Linked DNA regions of Mus musculus: region 1 is linked to region 2. Evidence: chromatin contacts called from ENCODE Hi-C or POLR2A ChIA-PET data. All regions are on one chromosome and are shown on one strand. The core of a region is the stretch at or near the end of the contact, and the rest is flanking DNA. Distances in the headings are between cores, read along the strand shown.

Region 1 (3,474 bases), core at 131-2,630, 52 kb after region 2:
TGTCCTGAGCACCCGTCTTCATCCGATCTGGTTAGTTCTGAGGCTCTCACCTTCATGGAGGTGCTGGAAGAGGCGCTCTGGCGTCATCTCTCGCTGGTCTGAAGCCTTGAAGGCTAGAGGAAGGAAAGACAAAAGTCAGGCAGTTTTGAGGCGTCCTTTCCTGGTCCTGGACAGAGGATGGGGAGGCTGTGGAGGCCGAGACTGTGGAAAGCCCGCTGTGGGGGAGCCACCTGTCACACACCTCCCCTCTGAGTGGCTGGGTTCTGAGTTGGGGTCTAAAAGAATGTGGCTGGGAATGGAGGTCTGATTTCCTGTCAGTATCTCCCTTGGATGGGGCTTGTGGCTGCCGTCCCCTCCAATGCGCTGATGTTCCAGGATCCACCTCTCTTCAAACTTCTTCCTATAGGCCTTTAAAAATACTTTTGGCCTTTGGGTGGGACGGTTAGCCAAATGTTTAAGTGCCTTCCCCTTCAATCTCAGCTTATTTTAGGTTTCTTAAACAAGAAAAATATTATTTGTGTATGTGTGGAGGGGGCCAGTGTGTCACCGTGGTGATGTGTATAGGTCAGAGGACAACTTGTGGGAGTCATTTCTCCCCTTCCATGTGGGTTACTGGGACGGAATACAGGTCACCAGGCTGGCAAAGCACCTTCACATCTGGAGCTGAACCGAAGGCACAAACCTAGGAACCAGGACAGCAGCGAGGTGGAGCTGTCTCAGACACGGCTATCTATAGAAGGATCTAAGTCTCTGTCCTGTCCAGAGTTGGTATTTCCTTTTGTTCAGACTTCAAAGCAGTGCGTGTGTGTAATAGGGGGTGAATGTGGGTGAACTCTAACTCGTCCTCTGACCAGAGTGAGCCAGTCTAGGCTCCCTGGCTCGGTAGGCTGAGTTTTAGCAGCCCGAGGGCTTCTTTTCCTCCTCACCTGCCTCCTCGTCCCTCCTCACGTGTTCTGACAGGAGGATCCTCACCCTGTAAACTCACCTGTCTTGTGTCTATTTGACTCTAATTTTTGTGTTTCTTAGCAACTACCTCTAGCTATTCTGCTCCTGTTCCAGCCTCCATGGTTAAAGGTTCAGCCCCACTTCACAGTGACATGTTCATATAAAGGAAGCCAATCACCCAACTGCTGAGCTCTTTGGAGCCAGACTCTTAAGCAACTGCTGACCCCACCCCGACTCACCTCCCTCAGAGGCAGCAGAAGCAAGAGCCAAGCAGGCCAAGATCAAGGCTGCTCTGGATACGGTCCCCATCCTGGGGCAAGAACTGGTCACTGGTCACCCAGAAGCTGGTTGTCACAGGCAGATCTAGACTTGAAGGGGTTGGGCCACTTGCTGCAAGCCTGCTCCCCTGGCTGTTGCTACTGCCGTTGTGAACTTCAAGGCCTGCTGTCTGTCTCTCTTTATATGCTATCTCCCGCCCCCCTGTTTCCTGCCATGACTCAGTCCCTGCTGCTCCTCCTCTTACAGCCACTCCTCCCAGACTCCTGGAGCCTCCTTAGCCTGGGAAGAATGGAGGTGATGGAAGGGAGCACTCCTGGATCCCCTCCAAACTGATGCAGAGGATCATGGAGCAAGTTGTCATCTGGACCCTTAATTTGTGCCTCAGTTTCCCATCTGCATACTGTCCTTTATAAAGAATGGATCTGACACTCTCCTGAGTGGGAGTGGGAGGAGAATGGCTGCCTGAGGCAGTGCCCTTGCTGGTCAGAGGCCTCAGTATCCCTTTGCCTCAGGTCTGGGAAAGAGGGAGTAAAGCATTCGGACTCAGATGAAGGCACAGCCTTGGCTTCAAGTATATTTTTATTCTCCTTCTATCCAGTCAGTACAGCATTCCTTTCTGTGGGGAGCCCCCACACCATGTCTATTTTCAGAGAGCAGTTCTGAGGCCTCGGGGACATGCGGGGCTGCCAGCTGGGTTACTGTCCCGTGGAAAGGGACGGACGGCTCTCATGAGTCTGTACATCACCAATGGACATGACTCAGAACACTTCTTCTGCATTGGGGACCCTGGCGTTCTGTAACTCCAGCAGTCTCTGCACGGACTCGGCCAGGTCTCGCTCCCCGAGCTGCCGGTTATCTCGCGTGCGTACGTTCACTGTCCTTTGACTCTGCTCTCTCTGGCCAACCACTGCAGGAAGAGGAAAGATTTGCAAACCCAAGCAAAAGTCACCCTATGGGTTGTTTCCTTTTGCTTTGCAGAAACTTCAAACTCCTGAATCTTTAGGAAAGGTAGGAGCAGAGCCTAGCCGTGGCTGAAGCCCATGCTTAGCTCGCCTGCCCTGCTGCTGACTGTCCACTCTGATGAGATAAGGAAGTGGGCCGGGCTTTACTCCCCTCTCCCTGCAGGTCAGGAGCCCAGGGCTGGGAGATACAGAGTCAGTTAGACAGAGACAAACATGGAGAGCTACACAAAAAGAAAAACTGTATGTGTGTGACCTGGGGGGAGGGGTACGGTACAGGAAGGGGAAACAGCAGGGCGGGGCTTGCTCTCAGTGCTGCCAAGGCAACGGGCATGCGTGATGCCCCAGTCAGGCGGTCTGGCTAGGAGTTTCTGCTTCTTGCTTCCAGAGGCCCAAGAGTCAGGAGCAACTTCCTTCCCTAAGACCTTTCTTGTCCCCTAGAGCTGCCTCCACCCACACAACAATAAACAAGGCAATTAATTAATGCCTTTATTGGTTTTGGTGCTGGGACCTAACTCATTGGAGGCCAGTGCTCCACCACAGAGCACTACAGCTTCTGGTTCACTGATAATCTTGCTACATACAGCCCACAGTGGCCTCACATGTTTGCCCTCCCTCCTGTACCTGCCAAATCCTGGGATTACAGGTGTGCCTACCATGCCTGGCTTCAACTGATGCCTTCTTAATCCTCTCCTGTCCCTTCCTCTTTGATGCTGGCCTGGTTAATTAACTTACAGAAACAGCCTAGGGTAGGGTTAATGAGAAGACAACTGTTCTGAGGGATGGAATAGGTTGTGGGAAGGAGCAATGGAAGGCAGGCAGATTAGTCAGGCTCCTACCCAGCCCAGGTAATGAGTCCCAATTAATTCAATGTACACAGAGCTAAACAATAGAGTTAGTACAGAGAATGCAGAGCTTGGGGCTCTGAGGTCTACGACTAACCCTCTTACCAAACTGAAAGTTGTAGTGGGCAAGCTGGGCCCGGCGGACTCTCCGGCTGAGGGTCAGTCCAGAGTCTGCATCGAGATCACTCACAAGTCCTGCAGCCTGCAGGCACTGTTGCACCTGGGATACAGATTTGGTGATGAGTAAATCTGAATGGAAGCTGAGCTATGATGGTTGGTTACTATTCTTCCTCGGATACTTGTCTCACATCCCCACTTCCTCCAATGCTCTCAGGAGCTGGCTAACTGCCTCTTCTCTGAGATACTGAGGCCTCCTTCCCATCCCTGACCTAAAACCTTTGTGTGCTTCTCACAGAAAATGAAGCCTCAATTATTCTTTGGGCTCT
Region 2 (3,482 bases), core at 907-3,406:
CTCCCTATGGCCCAAGATGGACTTAGCTCCTTTGGAGGCTGATGTGGGTGGGGGTAGGGGTTGTGCATAGGCAGCTTGGGCCAGAGCTTCTTTCTCCTAGAGCTCTAGGGCCTAGAGGAGGCAGGCTATGCCAGTCACCCATGAGGGGCCAGCCAGAGGCCTCCGGGCACCAGGGGTGGGGTCACAAGCCTTAATTCCACAGTTGGGATGGAGTTCAAGGGGTTCAGCTTGGGTGATATGGGACCTCTATCACAAAACAAACAAACAAACAACAAAAAAAGGAAAACCAACCTCCTCCCGCTCACAGAACCCAAGAGCATTTGTTTCTTTTCCTTTTAACTAAGCTCCTTACGGAGGACAAGGCTCATACAGGCTGCCCCGGGCATTTTTTTTTGTCCAAGGGATAAACTAAGTGGGTTAATGGCTTCATCTCCTGAGAAGAGGCAGTGACTTATCCTCCCCATGAGTGCCAGCATCCACAAGGCACTGGCTCAGGGTGACTTAGCTCATGTACAACTAGTTTTCTGCTTTTTTTTTTTTCCTTACAATGCTCAGCCAAACTGGGACACCTAAGAAGGAGAGATGTAGCCATAGCAGCCCATGCTTGCCAGGTTCTCCCTCCCGTATCCCTGGAAAGTCCACCCTTAAGTCTAGCTGTAAACACTGGGTAGCAGGGGTCTTCATACCTGTCCTCAAATCTTGTCTCTCCCTACCCCCATCCTCCATTCCCTGCCTTCTCTTTGAGGCCCCGCCTACCCACATCCTCATCCCATCTAAGTTCTGCTTTCCAGGAAAAACACTGTTTCTGCTGCCTTTGAATGGCACCATGAGAAGAATCCAAGGATCGCTGGCCAAAGTAGGCCAGATCAGGGCATGCAAAGGACAGAGAGGGGGGCAAAGCTAGGTCCTGCTCCCCCTCCCTGGGACCCCAGGGCTTGGGAATTTGAGGAGGAGACCAAATGGGCTGAGCTGAGTTCTTGGAGCTAGGGAGGAGGTAAAAGGCACCACGTCCTTCTTCAGTTGAGCCAGCCACTGAATCTACGACTTCCCTGATGGACGAGTGGCCCTGTTCAACCCACTCATCAGCCCTCTGCCTGCCCAGTGAGGCTGGAAGGATGGGGGGTGTGTGTGATGGACACAACCTGTCTGATGCTGGTCCCCTCTCCACCTCCCTCTGCGCCTCTCTGCTCCTCCAGTCTGTCCCTGATGCCTCTCCGTGGTCTACCCAGTACACATAATCCTGTCCTGAGCTGGTTTTGGCAGCTCTCTGGAGAAGTGAGGGGTGGGGGGTGACGAGAACTCCTGGGGCTAGGGCCAGGCCTGGCTCCCTCTCTGGAAAAGTCCACCCCACCCTCCCCTGCATAGGGGAGCAGGAGCCGACACCCCCCCCCCCCCCCGCACAAATGTATGTTTGTCCTTTCTCCACGCCCAGGGTGAGGAAAATGAGGTTGGAAGTGGGCATCCTGAAGTCACGGTGGACCCTGGCTGAGCACAAACCTATGCTGCTCCTGGTCACACCCCCTTGTGGGCCAGTGACACCAAGGAAAGTGACTTGCAGGGTGCTAACCCCTTCACCCCAGGCTCACTTCAGGCAAATGAGCCAATGCAGAGTGGACGGGTGGAGGGAGGGTTAGTAAGGGCTGGGCTAGCAGAGGAGAGATGCTGTCCTGTCAGAATGCCAGGGTTTTCACGGCATCCCCCCCCCCCCAAACATCCCAACAGGTGTCTTTTCCCTCAACCTCTCACAACAGATTGAGTTGTGCAAAGAGCACTCACCCGCATCCCTCCCGGACACCCTATCCCTGCGTTCCCAGAGTACAGGCGTCTGGTCGCATCTTCCCGAAGCCCCTCAGGGAAGAGCCGGCTGTGCCGGCGTGCAGGGAGGTCCTGGGTATGTTTTCCAACTTCACTATGTGACTTAATAGGAATCTTGGCACAAGCCCTCGCCCGGGTGATGGGACTCGGAGTCCCAGGGACCAGACCCCCTCCCCAGGAATTCGCCTTAGGGTCCGCTGTTCTGAGACAGTCAGAGCCCAGGCGGGGGGTCGGGGAGGTTCTACCTTCTCTGCGCCCGCTCTCTCCAGCTGCCTCTGGTAGTGGCCACCGCGGCCCGGAGCCCCAGGACAGCGCCGCCCGCGGCAGGCTCCGCCCCACGCCACCCGTGCCCCGCCCGCCACGCGCCGGACTCAACCACCCACCCCGGGTGCCCCGTACAGCTAAAGAGCTTGCAGCCACGCTGTGGACACGGTTCCCGCGCCCGCCCCGGGGCTCGAGACCCCACCAACTCTGGCAGGCTCCTTTTGGTTGGAGCCTGTCCTCGAAGAACCTGGGCTAGCCCCGAACCAGCAAGGGGATTTGCAAACTAGACCCATGTAGCCCTGAGCAAACTCAGATCTGCTCAAGCCAAGGCCCTCTCCTCCATGCAGCCAATGCCATCGCCTCCGCTTTTCCCATACTGGGCAGTGAACCATGTGGCTCTGATGGCCAGGGACCTCTCTGAGCCTCGGTTTCTTCATCCATAAAATTTTACACCCTGGAGCTTAGCGGGAGGAATGCACGCTGAATTATGAGTCAGACAATTTGGATTTGAATTTCAGCTTGAGCACTTGCCAGCTCTGTGGTCTTTCATGAGCACTTCAACTTCAATGCGGCAGTGTCCTCTGTAGAATGGGAGAATTTGATGTGTATATTAGGCTTGGAAATGTTTATCCATCTCCATGTGGAAGAATGACTGAGGAGGGGTGGGGAAGGGATGAAAACAGCTTTCAGTTTTTATGCTTTTTATTCTATTCATATGTCTTTTAATGGATTGTTGGTTTGTTGTTTGTCTTTGAGGCAGGGTCTCGGTAGCCCTGTCTGGCTTGAACTGTGTAGACCAGGCCAGCCTTCAACTCATGGAGATCCACCTGCTATTGCTTACTGCAGTGTTGGGATTAAAGGCCTGCCTATGCCTTGCCTGTCCAACCTCGTAACTTCTTTGAAAAACAAAAACGTATAGGTTGTTCGATACTAGACTGGTCTTCAGGGTGAATTCCAGCTGAGGCTGGGCGGGGGGTGGGGGTGGGGGAGAATATATAGGGAATGGTAGTGCATGTTTAGCACTTGGGAGGCTGAGGCAAGAGAGGGGAACCACTGGTTCAAGACCAGCCTGGGAAATCCAGCAAGTTCTAGGGCAAGCTGGGCTACAGAGTGAGACCACCCTAGTTTCAACAATGAAATACCAGAGCAAGGTTAGAGAGATGGCTCAGCCATTGAAGGCCAGGCTCACCACCAATGTCAAGACACTCAAATACAGAAGTTGTAGCAACATATTGTCTTGCAACCCATAAAACAACAGAGGGCCCTGGTGCCCCCGGCTAATGTTTCCTAGTTTCTTGGCTATATGTTACACTTTGTGCTGAGGGCACAGAAGCTAGTTTAAGTCCTTAAGTCTCCAAGTCTAGTTTGAACAGATCCTGCCAGTGAGAAATGATCACTTTGGA

Evidence for each region. A loop is a pair of places that touch in the nucleus more often than their neighbours do. ChIA-PET counts read pairs that join two places held with the same protein, here RNA polymerase II (POLR2A).
Region 1: a loop to region 2 is called in a map of adrenal gland, with 2.0 times the contacts of the local background. The contact joins the promoter of Ecm1 here to the promoter of Adamtsl4 in region 2. A Hi-C loop is called at or near these places in 5 of 37 maps with a recorded cell type or tissue (T-helper 1 cell, adrenal gland, heart and 1 more). POLR2A ChIA-PET finds 5 or more read pairs at or near these places in 4 of 5 experiments (Patski and embryonic stem cell).

What each region holds. Positions count from the first base shown.
Region 1 is chr3:95,738,189-95,741,662 of GRCm38, forward strand. It overlaps Ecm1 (extracellular matrix protein 1), which reads right to left and starts at 1,381. Exons shown (of 11, transcript NM_007899.3): 1 at 1,185-1,381; 2 at 51-113. The coding sequence starts at 1,254. Tars2 (threonyl-tRNA synthetase 2, mitochondrial (putative)) reads right to left here. Exons shown (of 18, transcript NM_027931.3): 17 at 3,134-3,248; 18 at 1,786-2,131. The coding sequence ends at 1,983.
Region 2 is chr3:95,685,761-95,689,242 of GRCm38, forward strand. It overlaps Adamtsl4 (ADAMTS-like 4), which reads right to left and starts at 2,157. Exons shown (of 18, transcript NM_144899.3): 1 at 2,061-2,157.